Linked DNA regions of Homo sapiens: region 1 is linked to region 2. Evidence: chromatin loops called from intact Hi-C (ENCODE). Cell type or tissue: PC-9. All regions are shown on one strand. Each heading gives the region's core, and the rest is flanking DNA. Links, peaks and the distances in the headings are about the cores only.

Region 1 (8,587 bases), core at 119-8,118, 1.4 Mb before region 2:
AAAGTCTTATGGATATTCCTTGGTTTTGTCTTCATTCATACTCTGTGAATTTTTTTTCTCATTTTCGCTCTGTTATTTTGAATTTGGAGGATCACCTCATTTGATCATTCATTTATTCATTTGTTTATTCAACAAAAATGTATTGAGCACTGGCTATTTACCAGGCACTGTGCTAGTCCCATGTGATCCCCCTCATTTTACACTATGAAAATCCATTCTAAAATAATCAGAAAGTCAAAACTGATGTCATAAACCCGAAATGTTACAAGGTCCTGAAATGTACTTTGAGTAACAAAAATAACCAAAAAGTTCTGGCCTCATAGTTTTGGTATTAAGAAAATTTTGAGCATGCATTTTTAAAAATTATTTTCCCTTGTGTGCAAATGCTGAGCTGAGTGGATAACAGCTTTGTTTCTTGGCTGTGTGGACACAGATGGGCCTGGAAAGGCAGTTCTGACACTCCAAAACCCCAAGAGGACTAGGGTTCCAATAATATGTCTGCTTGGATGGACAGGAAACACAAAAATGCATTTGCACAGAATTGTTGTCCACCAGTATGAAACTAAAGTTCAGATTAAGCAAGAATGATTTAGTGCTTACCATTTGCACCAGGCAGGCACCACGCTAGGTGTTGCATAGTAATTGGCTCAAGGAGTTCACAAACCAGTGGAGGAGACAGATGGATACGCATCATGAATCACTAGTAAAATTTGCCAAGTAGGTGAAATTTGCCTTCCTAATTTCCTGGCTCCCTTTCTTTGCATTTACCCAAGCCTTCTAACCCCTCTATCTCATAAACCGAGACTCCTGCTCTCTACCCCTGCATCCCAGAGGATCTGATAGTTCTCTGGTTTATTGATTTCTTGACTACATTTAATTGTGAATGAGGTTCACTCATGCATTACACTTAAGTGTGAATGAGTTTCACTCATGCATTTACAATTTAAGTCCTTTATTTCTTTAAAGTAAATGTTTTGTTTTCTGTAAAAAGAATTTTAAACATCTGGGAGCCTTCCCATCCTTACACCAAAGGGTGTAATTAAGCCTCATTGAATCCCCCAAGGTCTTCAGTCTCTCAGTTATCTCCACTCCCTGTGTGAGAACAGATGGATTCCCTCAAGGCCTGTTTCCTTCCAGAAATGTGAAGGACCATGTTAACTACTGGCTCCTTTCAGCTGAGCCTGATCAACCTGTTCTTCCACCTCCCCTAGCGCTTTAGCCAGACAGATCTCTCTTCCCTTTGCCCCAAGGGGCATCCAACATCCATCCTGTTTTAACATTCCTGTTCACTTTGCCTTAATCTCTGCTCTTGATCCCCTCAGCCCTTCATGACAGTGCTTCAACTGTGGCCCCTGGACAGGTAGCGCATCCATAGCTTCTTAAGTTCTACAGTTTCGAGCCCTTATGCCACCCCAAATATCCAGGTTTAGTGGGAGGGAGCAGTGAGAATCCACATACTTGGTCCAAGAATTCCTCAAAGTCGTGGAGATGAAAAAGGAATATGCATAGGAGAAGCACAGGAATCAGCCATCATGTTGAAAATACGGGTCAAAGCCAACATCTTTTAAAAATATTTTCTCAGGTATGTAAGTACAGTAAAATTGGTTTCAGAGACATTTCAGTGTTGATGCTGATCATAGCTTCTGGAAAACTATGAAAAAAAAGAAAACAGTGAAAATCTGCTTTGGCTTTATAAAAGTGACATGAATCAGAGTCATTTGTTTAAATATCTTCTCAGTTTATGTTTAATTAGCATAATCATAGCCATATTTTATTAAGTATTTCATTAATTTATGTAGTTTTTTTTATTATACCCCATTAGATTATGCTACCATCGTTTGGTGCTCTTGTAAGCTATTGTTCTGGTCTTACAACATAAAGATGTGCTCACAGCCTATTAAATTTCTAGGACTGATGACCCTGATTTAGAGAGGTGATTTCCTTTCGTGTCTTTCCAGTAGCCTAGAGGAGAGGGGTCATTAGCCTGCATTATTCAGCTGGCTTGGAGATACGAATGCCTGACATCCTGTTGCCGCTGTTGGTGTCCAGCACAGTGCAGAACATGGGGCTTCGGGGGTGTCCTGACTTTCTATCCCAAGTGCCTATATTTCAGATGTCTGAATACCTCCAAACCCAAACCGTTCCCCAGCTCTGTTTTTGTTTCCTTATGTCTCTTCTTACCCAGCAATGTTGTTAAATTTATAAACTCTTTTAAGATGTAAATGATAATCACTACAGTATAAAATTAATCATGTAAATAAAATTAATTGTTAATCTCAGTAAATCTCTAAGGAAAGCAAGACTGGAGGTGGAAAACCCATTCAGAGGTCATCAAAACAGCGTAGGCATGACTGAATGGGATGCATTGACTGGATGTGGACGAGAAGTCTGAGATAGTGTGACTGTTTTAAGGATGGATGATTACCTGAGGAGGGATGCAATTGACTAAGATTAGGAATATAGGAAGAATAGAAGTTTCTGGGAGAAAATGATTAGTCTAATTTAGGAAGAAGTGCCAACAGGACAGCCAAAAACTCATAGGAGTTGAATGCACATTTCTTAAGTACATGGGAGAAGTCATGGCTGGAAATGGAGATTTGGAAGACTCTGGCATTAAAATGGTAGTTGAAAATCATCTGGAAGAGAGAAGGGATCGATCATCCCAGGGATATACTAAGGGAGAAGCAGTTAACCAAGAACTGAAACCCAGGGAAGAATTAGTAAGAATGAGTTTTGACATGATTAATGCATGAATTTAACTTTTTATTTTATTAACTATAAATATCCACTCAGTTGGATAACAGCAATGTTTATTAATCCTTACATCTCACAGTCCTAGTCAGTCCTCTGCATATAGAAGGTGCCAGACATGTTTGTTGAATTAAAGGAAATTAAAATGGTATTTCCGTGCCTTGAAGCTCTAATGACAGATTTTCATAATGATAACCCTGAGTAAGACCCCAAAATGTCTAGATTATAGTTGTTTATTACATTTTGTCCAATACCGAACTAACTTTAAATATATGTTGCTGCATTTTGTTGTTTAAAAATCAGTAATCAATGTGTGGTGTAGATGGTAATTCACCAGAGTACTTGATTAACCATAGCCCATGTTGTTTAGCTTACCATATAAATGAGTTTGCCACAGAATGCAGACTAATTCAAGTCTATTTATAATTCGTTTTCTAATTCCTTGATTCTGAAGGCTTCTAAATCTTAGGTCAGATTTGTAGTCCATAATCCTGGATTTCTCTGGACTTCTCAGCAACTTCCTTTTTTTTTTTTTGTCCAGGTTCTCCTCCCTCCCCTTATAGGACTGCTTGATAAAATACAAAAAAAAAATTCAATCATTCAATAACTTTAAGTATTACCCCAATATTTCATGGGACATATTTATACCAAAAAAAATTCTTGTTTTTCTAAAGTTCAATTTTAACTGGATATTCTGTATTTTTTTAACTAAACCTGACAACCCTATCCCCTACTTAAAGTTACTGTAACTAGAATATGCCAACAAAATTTTTTCATGAAATTTCTGAACACTCTCCTTCTACAGGCCAATGAAAAAAGTCACAGATTTTACTAGCGAGATAAATATATTAAAAAGATGATCTAAATAAAATTTTTGATCTAAAATATACTGATCAAGATGCAAACTTACAGAGCATTTATAACTATGACATTATATACACTATGTGCTAATAATTATCCTGAGAATGCCATCAATGTATATTCATGATCATGTTTTTTATTCTAGCTAAAATATTTTAAAATAATGTACATATTAGAAAATTAAACTTTTTATGTGCTCCATTTTCAAGTCAGCAATAACGATAAAACAAAATAATCATTTTTAAATTAAGGACCATACATTCAGAAAAAAATATATATAATATACAACAGGTATAAATTCTAACTGCAGAATACCTGAAAGGATCTTGACCCTTGTTAATTACATGTTATATTGTGCTTGTGCTGCCACCTTGTGACACTTTGAGGTATTACCCAATGTAAAAGTCCAGCTTGACCATTTGGTCAATGTTAACATGATTCCTCATCCTTACATGATTAATATTTTCACTTTACCTAAATTGCTGTATAATTTAATACAGAGAAAGTAACTTCAAGTATGTAATGCAAATATTTTCTGAGTCTGTCTGCAAATTAGTATATCATTCTTGAGTCAATCACTAAATTATAATTTATTCAGTACTGTCTGAATTTGTTTTATGGATAAATTTAGTTGTGTCTGTATGTGTGTTCAGTTTACTTGACCTTTCAATCTGAATTTCCCATAGCTTCATGAACTTAACATTTCCAGAATTGAGCTCATTATTTTCCTTTGACCAAGCCTAGTTCGTGTCATCTCTCTTTATATATATCAAGACAATAAAATGTGTTAGTCAAACCAGAACACTTTTAAGAGTCAAAGGGGATGGCTTACTAATCATGATAACAAAAAAGGCATAAACAAAGACCATCCCAAGGAAACTGGTCACTTACATATAATTTAAAAATAATTATAGTACCAATCACCCAAACTAGAAAATTTGTTGTTCTCAACTACGGGTCCAGGGCAGTGAACTGGAATCTTTATCTCAGATTTTCTTCATTCCTCCTACCTATTCATTCCCTTTCATCTTCACTTCTTTCTTTCTTGTCCATCATGCTTGCCAGCGTTCTCCATGTCCTTGTTCTGTTGTTTGCAAAGGGATCCAAAAAACAAAATCTTTTTTCATGATGAATCTAACTGCCCCCGTCCTCCACACTTGCTCCAATTTTCTGGGAACTGCTAAGAAAAGTAAATATCACCCTGCAGAATGGGACAACTTTAGAACTTTATGGTATTTGATGTCAGCTGTATCTTTCATGCTTTATGGCAGTTCTACCATATTTCTTAAAAGTCCATTGTTTCTTGAGCCCTGTAGCAGATGTGCAAGCCTCTCTAATTCACATGGAAAATAGAAGCCACCCTCTCACTGTCTTGCCTAAAACTAGCCTCTGGTCTGTACCCCCAATGCATTATCTCTTTTTTCCTTTTTGTAGAATAATATTTTTTTAAATCTCCTTTACCTCGAAGAGCCCAGTGTGGATGTTGCCCCCGAGCTCTGGATCTCATTTCCTCCAGTTTTCTTGGATAAATCTCTATTTATTAGATCTATTCTCTCTTGTATTATCAACCTCTCCCACTCTGGTTATTTTTCTTTTTTTTTCTTTTTTGAGACGGAATCTCTCTCTGTCGCCCAGGCTGGAGTGCCATGGCGTGATCACAGCTCATTGAAACCTCTGCCTCGTGGGCTCGAGCAGTTTTCCTGTCTCACCCTCCAGAGTAGCTGGGACTACAGGCGCCTGCCACCACACCTGGCTAATTTTTGTATTTTTAGTAGAGACGGGGTTTTGCCATGTTGGTCAGGCTGGTCTCGAAATCCTGACCTTGGGTCATCCACCCGCCTCTGCTTCCCAAAATGCTGGGATTACAGACATGAGGCACCGCCCTCAGCCTATTTTTCTTATTGGCATTTCATCACAGTCAAATCTTCTTTATCTTAAAAACATAAACCTTTTCTAATGTCACATACCTTCTGTCAATCTTTCTCCTTTTCATGAGAGCCACTTTTTTTTTTCCTGAACTACCTATGTTCACTGTCTATCCCCTCACCCCCATCCTCTCCTCAACTTACTGTAATGAGCTTTCTCCCACAGCTACTCCATTGAAATGCTCCTCAGCAAGGTCAACAATTACTTTTTTTCAGTGCTTTTTTTGTGGCATTTTAATACTGGTGACCATGTTCCCTTCACAACAATCTCTACCTTGGGCTTTGTGGCGTCATTCTTTCCTAGATTTCAGGCTTCTATGGTTAATCTATCTCAGTCTCCATTTCAGGCTTCTAAAGAGAAGTCTACCGGCCTCTTGGCTGTTTGTATTTCAATGGCTTCTGCCCAAGATGCTTGTCCCCACCCTACATATTCTCCCTGTGCACTTCCATCTACGTCCATGCATCACACTGCACTCAGCTATGTGCTGGCGACTCCCACATCTTTAGATCTATCCAGTGAGTGTCTAAACCACCTGCACTAGCACATCTCACAAACCTGTCAAATTCCACAAGTCCATAATGAAGTCTTTTTCTTTCTTCTGAATTTGAACCACCCCAATTTTATCTAGTTTAGTAAATAGCACCATTTTCTCTCCACTCCGTTTTCAAAAACAGGAACATAGGAGTCATCCTATGGATTCTGTCTCATAAATATCTCTCTCCATTAGCATAAATCCTGACCTTCCTTATCATCCTCTCTTACTGAATTCCTGCAAACCTCACCCATCAGTCTCTATGTCTCCCATCTTGTTACTTTCTAATTTATTCCCTCACACTGAAGCTAGAGTCACTGTTCTAAAGTGTAAATATGAAAATATCTCCCCACTTAAAGTGCTTCAATGTCTTTTCATTGCTGTGACAATTAGGTCCAAATTATTTTAAGTGATTTGCAAGGTTCTTAGTGACCTGGCTTGAGCTCTTAGCTGGAAAGCAGCCTCATCTAAACTTACCCAATACAGTATGTTCACTCTCTGGGTGATGGGATCAATAGAAGCCCAAACCTCAGCATCATGCAGCATACCCTTGCAACAAACCAGCACATGCACTCCCTGAATCTAAAATAAAAATGGAAATTTTGTAAAATAAATAAATTAATTAAATAAAATTACCCAATATACTAGCTGACAGGATTCAATGACCGAAAAAGCCAAGATAGTAAAACAGAAAATAGAAATAGACCAATAGGAGATGTAAATATTAGGCTTTTCAGACATAGGCTTTATGTGATTAATATGCTTAAGAAATTAGATTATTTTTAGGAGAGCATTTTGCCTTTTATTTACTGTGTAAAAAGAACATTTGCCCAATATGAAAATAGGCAATACAGAAAAATACAAGCACACTACTTACACATTTAGTTAGTTGAATTCCAGATATCTCTGTGAGTTTAGAGAAATACATGGCTAGAAAGATAAACTGGGCTGAGCACGGTGGCTCACGCCTGTAATCCCAGCACTTTGGGAGGTCTGGAGTTCAAGACCAGCCTGACCAACATGGTGAAAACCCGTCTTTGCTAAAAATACAAAAAAAATTATCAGGGCATGGTGGCACATGCCTGTAGTCCCAGCTACTCGGGAGACTGAGGCAGGAAAACAGCTTGAACCTTGGAGGGAAGGTTGTAGTGAGCTGAGATCACGCCGCTGCACTCCAGCCTGGGTGACAGAGACTGTGTCTCAAAAAAACAGAAAAAAAGAAAAGAAAAGAAAAGACAAAAGATAAACTGATAATTTTTAGATGTTTTATAGAAATGTTTTCATACTCCTCCTGCTGTTTCAAAGTGTAAATATTTTTAATGTAGCAGAAGGAAGAGTATCTACTATGTAAGTAAAATACTTATTCTAATTTAGAATCCTTTTTTTTAACTTTTAGTTTAGTGGATACATGTAAAAGTTTGTGATATAGGTACTGGTGTCATGGGGGTTAGTTGTACAGATTATTTCATCATCCACATACTAAGTCTAGTACCTAATAGTTACTTTTTCTGCTCTTTTCCCTCTTCCCAACCTCCACCCTCAACAGACCCCATTGTCTATTGTTCCCTTCTTATAGTTCATGAGTTCTCATCATTTAGCTCCTACTTATAAGTGAGAACATATAGTATTTGGTTTTCTTTTCCTGTGTTAGTTTGCTAAGGATAATGGCCTCCACCTCCATCCATATTCCCACAGAAGACATTATCTTGTTCTTTTTTATGGCTGCATAGTATTCCATGGTGTATATGTATCCCATTTTCTTTATTTAGTCTGTCATTAATGGGCATTTAGGTTGATTTCATGTCTTTGCTATTGTCAATAGAGCTGCAATGAATATACGTGTGCAGGTATCTTTATGGTAGAATGATTTATATTCCTCTGAGTATATCCCCAGTACTGGGATTGCTGGGTGGAATGGTAGTTCTGCTTTAGCTCTCTGAGGAGTCACCATACTGCTTTCCGCAATGTTTGAACTAACTTACATTCCCTCCAACAATGTATAAGTGTTCGCTTTCCTCCACAACCACACCAGCATCTGTTATTTTCTGACTTCTTAATTATAGCCATTCTGACTGTGTGAGATGGTGTCTCATTGTAGTTTTGATTTGCATTTCTGTAATGACCAGTGATATTGAGCTTTTATAACATATGCTTGTTGGCTGCATGTATGCCTTCTTCGGAAAATTCTGTTGACGTCCTTTGCCCACTTTTAAATGGGATTGGTTGTTATTCTCCTTTTTCTCCTGTAAATTTGCTTAAGTTCTTACAGATGTATAGTTTGCAAACATTTTCTCCCATTCTGCAGGTTGTTTACTCTGTTCACAGTTTATTTTGCTGTGCAGAAGCTCTTAAGTTTAATTGGATCCCATTTGTCAAATTTTGCTCTTGTCGTGATTGCTTTTGGTGTCTTTGTCATGATATCTTTGCCTGTTCCTGTTTCCAGGATGGTATTGCCTCGATTATCTTCCAGGGTTTTTACAGTTTTTAGTTTTACATTTAAGTTTTTAATTAATCTTG
Region 2 (8,587 bases), core at 247-8,246:
CTACACAGCATTTCCTCATTCAGACACCTACTCAGTTTTTAAAGAGTACATCAGACAACTGAACTATCCATGAGTGCTTTACTGAAAATTCACTTTGATGGCTTAAGTGAGCACTTTGGCATTGTCCCATGCTAAAATTATTGAGGCCGCCCATCACTCCATAGACACAAGGGGCCTTGCTCGCCCAACTCGATTGAACCCAAAGCAGATCCTGAAGGAGACTCTTGTCCTGGCTTCGGGGATCCCTGCCCCACACCTCCTATAAAGAGACAAAGTGACCTTCTCTTGAGACTGGTGCCTGAAGAGTCGAGCTCCTCCATGACAAAAGAGGACCTCACTTGATTCTGCAACTCCAGCCAAGGAGAACGTCCTGAGGTTGACTGACACTTAATTCTTTTTTTTTTTTTTCTTTCTTGAGATGGAGTTTTGCTCTTGTCGCCCAGGCTGGAGTGCAATGACAGGATTTCAGCTCACTGCAACCTCGACCTCCAGGGTTCAAGCGATTCTCCTGCCTCAGCCTCCCAAGTAGCTGGGATTACAGGCACTTGCCACCATGCCCTGCTAATTTTTGTATTTTTAGTAGAGACAGGGTTTCACCATGTTGGCCAGGCTAGTCTCAAACTCCTGACCTCAGGTGATCCACCCATCTCGGCCTCCTAAAGTGCTGGGATTACAGGCGTGAGCCACCACGCCCAGCCAACTGCCACTTAATTCTTAACAAGACTTGTTTGAGAACAGTAAGTGTGGAGAATGCCTGAAGGATACATTGTCCACCCATTTCCTGGACTAGAGGTTATACAGACATGCTGTTTCTAGCCCACAGGTGTGTTTTGTTTGACCCAGTACTCGGAATATCCTGAAAATTTCCTGTGAGAATCTACCATTCTAGCTTCTATTGAAAAGATCCAGCAACACCAGCCCTGCATTCCTACAAAGCAAAAATCAGCTGCAGTTGAATTTGTAAAATGCTCATTGTGATGAAGGCTACCCTTTGCCATGGTCCCAGCCCAACTCACCAGTTACCCAAGTACTCGAGTTTGCCGCACCGGCCACATTGCTCTATGCTCTATTCCCACCATAAGCCAGGCCAGCAGAGCTGTGTATGTGGACAGCAGCCTTTTGTACACATACCTCAGCCACCATCACCATCACCTCCTCTCCCCTGGACTGAGCTTGTGTTCTGCCATCTCTTCACATGAAGGGGGTTTCAACAAGGCCCATCTGTCCCCCTGAAAGCTGTGTTTATAATAAGAATGCTGATGAGGATGTATACATCTCACACCACCAGGGATGAATGTGCTTATCCCAAGCACATTGGCAGTAGTCTTAGGGAGCCTGTGAACATGTAACTGAGTGTTTCTCATACTGGCTGCTCCAGAACTTCAGAGCCAAATTCTTGTGCCGCCTCCAGCCAGTGCAGACAGATGGTCTCGTGGTTTTGTATATTAACCTCACTGGTGGCTCTAACTGACATTTTCTTCCTTTGTGTTTCTCTACCCCCAAGTCTTTGCTAAATTTTTTGTTTTTTTATTATAAAACATATATGATATAAAATTTATCATCTAACCATTTTAAGTGTATACAGTTCAGGGATATTAAGTACATTCACATTGTTGTGCAACCATTGCCGCCATCCATCTCCAGAATGCTTTCACATCTTGCAATACTGAAACATTACTCCCATTAAACACTAACTGCCCATTCCCTCCTCCCTTCAGTCCCTGGTAACTACTATTCTACCTTTCCATCTCGGGGTTTGACAACTGTAAGTACCTCATATAAGTGAAATGATGCAATATTTGTCCTGTTGTGGCTGGCTTATTCCACTTAGCATTATGTCTTCAACATTCATTCATGTTGTAGCATGTATCCAAATTTCCTTCCTCTTTTTAAATTTAATTTTTTTTGAGACATCTGTCACTCAGGCTGGAGTGCAGTGGTACAGTCTTGGCTCACTGAAGCCTCGACCTCCTGGGCTCAAGCAATCCTCCCACCTCAGCCTCCCAAGTAGCTGGGACTACAGGTGACACCACTACGACCCCAGCTAATTTCTTTTTTAAAAATTGTTTGTAGAGATGGGGGTCTCACTATGTTGCCTAGGCTGGTCTCAAACTCCTGGGCTCAAGAGTGATCCTCCTGCCTCAGCCTCCCTAAGTGCTGGGCTTAAAGGCATGAGCCACCACGCCCAATCCCCAAATTTTCTTCATTTTTAATGCTGAATAATATTCCATTGTACATATACACTAGATTTGTTGATCCATTCATCCATTGATAGACATTTGGGTTGCTTGCACCTTTTGGTTATTGTGAATAATGCTGCCATGAACGTAGGTATAAACACAGGTGAAAGCTGTTCAAGTCCCTGTTTTCAATTATTTGGGGTATATAGCCAGAAGCAGAGTTGCTGGATCCCTTGATAATTGTATGTTTAACTTCTTGAGGAAACTCCATACTATTTGCCGCAGCATCCACACCATTTTACATTCCCAACAGCAATGCACAAGAGTTCCAACTTCTCCCTGTCCTTGCCAACACTTGTTATTTTCTGTTTGCTTGTTGTTGTTTATAATAGCCATCCTAATGGATGTGAAGTGATTTGCCTATTTTTGAAAGTAATTTTTCATAAGTAGTATTTCCATAAGTCAACTAAGTCATTTCTGGAACAAGGTAGAGGTATAAATCAATCAATTCCCCCGGTCTAAATAGGCGAAATTATATGTAAAATATTCCTTGTTGTCATTATATCCTCACTGCCATTCCTCTATATGTATACATACACACATGCATACACACATGTATAGACATACACATACATAATATAAATAATATTTATAAACATTTTATACACACACACACACACACACACACACACACAAAAGAATCCTTGGAACCAAACTGTCCAGAATTTGAGTTCTGCCTCTACCGTTTACCAGTTATACTCCTTAGAAAAATTATGTGATTATCGGAGATTCAGTCACCTCATTCATAAAACCACCTTGCAGCATTATGGTAAGTTCTGAAGACAAAGCACATAAAGTAACGACCACAGTACCAACACACACGGGTCACTCACAGGTAGCAATTATTGTTAATCCACGCCTGGCACACTCCTGAGTGTTTCCACATATCTTAGGCCACGTATTCTTTACATTAATAAAGATAGGTGAGAAATTGAGAGAGGTTAAGTAACTTGCCCTGGTGGCTGAGCAGTAATTTGAAACCAGGTCTGTCTGACTCCAAAATGTGAGCTCCTTCCCTACCCCAAACTGCCTTTCATCCACACGACACTTCTCTAAGCTTGGGAAGGATGAAAGGGAAGAATATGCATATATGCCAATGCCCACATATATTTGGAAAAGGTTGGAATGTGCCCATAAGAGGTACATGCAAAGCCCTGCCTACTATTTCAGGGAGTGGTAGGAACAAGCTAAGCTTCATTCACAGGTAAACAGGATAGAGGAACTTGACAGAATGTCTCTCAGCCTAAGATTCTGGTGGTGAAAAGGAATCTCTTACACCCCATTCCTTACTCCAAATACTTTCAAGATCTTTGGGATATTTTTGACTCCCCGCTGAGTCCCTTCCTACTAACTGCCAAAGCTGTCACTCACACTGCCGATGTACTTCTTATCTTCCCTGATAAGATCACTGCGCCACTCCCTGAAGGAAATAAAATAATTGTCCGCCAATGCCTCTCCCCAGAAGGGCCTCTCAGTCCAGGAAGTGTCAGTCCCTGGCTTCACCCACAGCTTCACTAGGGCTTAGATGGCTGGCATTCCTCACTGATAATTATTCGTGCTGGATAAAGCTGAATGTAAAAGCAAGCCCTGGGTAGGAGGTGGGGGACACAGGGAGATAAAATTCTCTATCCTATTCTACTTCATACCTTAAAAGACAAAGGAAAAAAACCACCAATATTCTTTTAAAGGCATCTACTTCTCTTTTCCTTAAGCATCTAGGTTTGTTTCAGGTGTTTTTAAACAAACACTGAGCTCTTTTGGTACCAAAAACGCAGGTGCATTGAGCATAGGTTTTAGTTTATTACCTGGAAATCAATAAAAGTGACCTCCCACAGGCTCGACCCATCATCCGTGTCGCTGGGCAGCAAGAGGGCCTGGTCCTGCTGCAGGCTGCCCACGCGTTGGCAGCGGTAGGAGTAACCAGAGGGAGCATATACGCCAGTTGGGTTAAAGACTGCTTGGATTGAATTGTTGGAAATGATCTCGACTCGGCGCAAACTAAACCAACTCTGGATGGACAACTTGTTGTAATTGGTAAGGATGAATCTGAAAATGGTTATAAAAACAGCATTACTCCTAAAGAACTTTTCCCACGTTTACTGACGCAAGGCATCGTCTATGAACAGTACAATGGCGCCCTCTTTTGTCAGGCGGCAGAACGGGCTTGGGGAAAGGCTTCACTTTTGCTGCAGAGCCTTCCCTGGATGGATGGAAAAAGAGCAAATGACAGGGCAGCACCCAAAGTGGACAGTGCAAATTCCTACGAAAGAAAAAACACACAAAGTTTGGGTTTGTTTTGTTTTGTTTTTCCTTTTTTAGAATCAACACTTGATTATGTGTTTATTATTCAAAAAATTTGAGAAAAACTTAAATGGACATCAATGAAGAATTTGCTAAATTGTGGTTTAAAATAATAGTAATAGCTCTCTTAATAACTTCTGTGTTATGTATGTGTATTGTGTTTAATCTTCACTTCAACACCATGTAATAGATAATGTCCTTATTCTAACTTCACAGCTGAGGAATCTAAGACACAAAGGGCTTGAATAAGCTCACTTGGAGAGTAAGTGTCAGAGCTGGGCTTCAAATCCAATCTTAACTCTTTTGGAATGGACTGTTTTCCAGCCATGAAAAAAGTCATAATTTACTTGTCATTATCATTTTATTTCCATTTAAAAAAAAAAGTGACTGCATTAAAAAAAAATGTCTGGAAGGATAGAGATTAAAACATTAGTAGTGATTACAAATGGTGTTTAGATTATTGATGATTTTCATTTTCTTCTTTCTGTAGCTCAATATTTTCTGATTTTTCTGTTTTCATTAGTTTTTCTTGTCTCTATTTGGCTTCTTTGCAAGCAGTCTCTAAGACACAGGTGTGAATATAAGAAATATTCAGGGGAGTTTAGTCATTCAAAATACGTAAAATGGAGAGAAAAGAAATGACAGAGGAAGGGAAGGCAGCTAAAAGAGGTACATTATTAAGCCAGTTTCCAATGTGGACAAGCAGGGCTTCATGGCCGTGATGGAACCTGGGAGCCAGAGCACAGCACATGCTGCTGAGTTATCTCACCTGACGGGGAGGGAGCTGAGGTGTGTGTATGTGTCCTCCAGTCATTGGTTGAAGGCTGCTGGGCCAGGGACTGGGGGCAGTGGGCCAGAGAAAGCTTTTAGGCAAAGAGAGGCGGGGAGTTGAAAGTTCAGCAGGTAGGCTACAGTGCTCTCAAATGGAAAGGACCATGTAGATATTCACGGGGTACTGACAGTTTCTGCTACATACCTTTATCATCAGAATAAATAATAATAACAATAATAATAATAAAGCTATTTTTCATTTTGGAAAAAAGTGGAATTACAGATCAAAAATAGTCTCCATTTCTAGATCAAACAGACATGTGTGTTTGGTCACCTTGTGGGATTCTATTTACTTGTAAAGTTGCTCTGAAAGATGATGACATATATTTTCTAAATTATGATCAGTGAAACTCTAGTCTCCCATGATATGTAGACAAGTGTTCTGAGGAAGAAGGTTCTCCAAAATTAAACACAGGAAACACTGAGTTAGTCAAAGTTACAAAGTGCAATAGTCTTCCTTAAGATTATTTTTTCTCAGAAACTTTAACATACAAATTTACACTGTGAATTGCCAAGAGGAAGACATGGTTTAGAGTCGTTCCCAGACACATTTGACCACAGAATCCCCTTTTCATAAAATCTTATAAATATTTTTACAGAGCAGAAGTGTCCCATAGAGCAAAGCTTAAGAAAGACTGCCCTAGCACAATCCTGCTGGTTTTCCAAATAATGTTAAAGACACAACTACTTATCTCCACTAACAAGTTTGTCTTATAGGAAGGGAAGCACTGTATTTTTATAAGAAAAAAAAAAAGCCTTCAAATTGCTCCCCCTACCTCAGGAGCAGTTCCTAACTGCTTGGCTAAAGTCTCTGTTGACAGATGCATCCTTTCATACCTAAACACCAAAAAACTGTAGGCCTCTGTTGATTGTCTGCTGGGGAATACACGTAACGAGGCTTTTTCACTGTAGTTAAATGGTAAGTGTGATTCATTATAAGAAGCTATAGAAAATAAGTTCAAACCAGAGCCCCAGCCCTTAGAGCTTTTTCTTTTGTCTTCTTTTCTCAGAAGAAAAGGATATTACATTCTCAGGATTGGGAGTTTTCTAAGTCCCTAATGCAGGCGGCATGGGGGTGGGGGAGAGGGAAGAACTATGGGTATTTTGGTAGAAACTTTTAGAAAGAAAGCATTAGTATAGGATCCCATCATATCACAGCACCAACTTTTCCGTTTAATTAGGTTGATGTGGCATGCAATGTGTCACAGTGCTTGGGCATATAGCAAGCCCTTGCTTCGCACATGTGGAATGAATAAATTCTATAGAGCTAATCTGAAGTGCTGAAACTGCGATACTCCAAAGTGGTGTCCTACCTACCTTATAGCAAGACTTCTGGGGTTTCCAGCATCACCAAGCTTCAAAGACAACCTAAGAAAAGGAAACAACGCAGTCTATGAAAATAGGAATGACCCTGACTTCATATGTACTCAAAAGTTACCTCAAGGTGGATCACGTAACACCTAACACACAAAATGTACAGAACTTTTTTTTAATCTTGAGGTAGGCAATGGTTTCCTGAAAAAAGTACAAAGGCATGAACCATAAAAGAAACAACTGATAAATTGCATTTTACTAAAATCCAGAACTTTTACTCTTCAAAAAACACTGTTTAAGAAAACAAGAAAGGCAAGCCACGCAACAGGAGAAAATACTCACAACACGTATACATAAAGAACTCTATCCAGAATACAATAAATAACACTAACAACTCAACAAAAGACAGCCCAATGTAAAAATCATAAAAATTGTCAGAAGACTCGAGCATGTTTTAAAGAAAGATATACAAATGGTCAATAAGTACATGAAAAGATGCTTAGGACCATTAGACATTCGGAAAATGTAAAATAAAACCACAATAAAGATAACACAGTACAGGAATCAGAATGGCTAAAACACTTTTTAAACTGACTCTTAAGCTTTTAATACCTACATTTATTCCTGTTTTCCTAAGAGTAAACATAAGATTTCCCAGAGCAAAGACAGATGAATTGACTTACTCATGGGAACAACCATATTGGTTCCCCCTTCTAATCCAATTCTCCTCCACCCAGGCAGCAGGAGAAGAGCCAGATGTCATCCTACACATATTGAGATTTGTAATACAGATGAGCAACACCAAAATTATGAATCTGGGAGCTTATATAGGAGAGAGACCGTGGTTTCCTTCTCACCTCCCAAGAGAGGGAGAGAAACATTTGCTCCTCTAGTGTCAATAAATTCTCCTTAGGAAGAGAAGAGGGATGATTAGTCTTTGGATGAAAGACTTTAATTAGCCTTTGGATGGAAGCAAATCGCTCACCATAAGGAGACAAATGGCTGCAGGTCTCATACCCATGGTATGTAAATAAATATCTCCGAGGGGAGGATAAGATAAGCCTCTCTGAGTTTCTAACCCCTGGAACGTCTCTATGGCCTTGAGTTTCATTACCCCTTGATACATGAACACAACACATTCCTTTCAAGAGGTAAATCTCTCACTAACTCTAACACTTATCTTTTAACCCAGTTCCCAGTAAAAATTTGTTCAGAAATTCCTAAACATGCAGAAATATAAAAATGCTTTCTCTAGTCTCACTCTGACCATACGAAGTGTTAGTGAGAATGTGAAGCAACTGGAACTCTCATACAATGCTTGAGAAAAGGAAAAATGATGCGGCCACTTTAAAAAACAGTTTGGCTGTTTTCTAAAAAGGTAAACATACACATACCATATGATCCAGGCATTCTACTCCTAGTTGGAATGACAGTTAAGAGAAATGAAGATACCTGCTGCCACAAAGACTTGTACATGAATGTTCATAGTGACTGTACTTGGAAAGTTATGCAAAAAGTGAGGGAAAAAACAAATTTCTATCAACAGGTGAATAGATAAATAAGTTGTGGTACATCTATAATATGGACTACTACTCAGCAATGAAAAGGGAAATACCATTAACAGATGCAGTAACATGGAAGATTATCAAAATCATTAAGCTAAGTGACAGTGGCTACACTAAAAAAGAGTACACACATGTGATTATATAAAATTCTAGAACATGGAAACTAATTGATAATGATAGCAGATCAGTGGTTATCTGGAGATGTGACAGTGGTTGGAAAGACGCATTACAAAGAAACACACAGTAACTTTGGGGCATGATGAAAATATTTGTTGCCTTTTTTTTTTTTTTTTTTTTTTTTTTTTGAGACAGGGTCTTGTTCTGTCACACAGGCTC

Evidence for each region. Hi-C counts contacts between places; a loop is a spot of excess contacts. Peaks named below come from ENCODE experiments on the same cell type or tissue, not always from the same donor. Only the 100,000 strongest peaks of a DNase experiment are listed, where the experiment ranks them.
Region 1: it touches region 2 in a loop (11-fold over the local background); 3 of 110 quality-filtered maps call a loop at or near these places.

The regions. Positions count from the first base shown.
Region 1 is chr5:83,707,584-83,716,170 of GRCh38, reverse strand. The region is part of intron 1 of HAPLN1 (hyaluronan and proteoglycan link protein 1); the gene reads left to right. Among named protein-coding and RNA genes, the nearest start is that of HAPLN1, 9.0 kb to the left of the region's middle. In PC-9, for the core only: CTCF peaks have their summits at 3,780 and 3,979 (motif pointing left); a DNase peak (open chromatin) is centred at 3,990.
Region 2 is chr5:82,308,310-82,316,896 of GRCh38, reverse strand. It overlaps the pseudogene ATP6AP1L. Among named protein-coding and RNA genes, the nearest start is that of RPS23, 34 kb to the right of the region's middle. In PC-9, for the core only: a CTCF peak has its summit at 4,363 (motif pointing left); a DNase peak (open chromatin) is centred at 3,646; H3K27ac peaks cover 440 bases.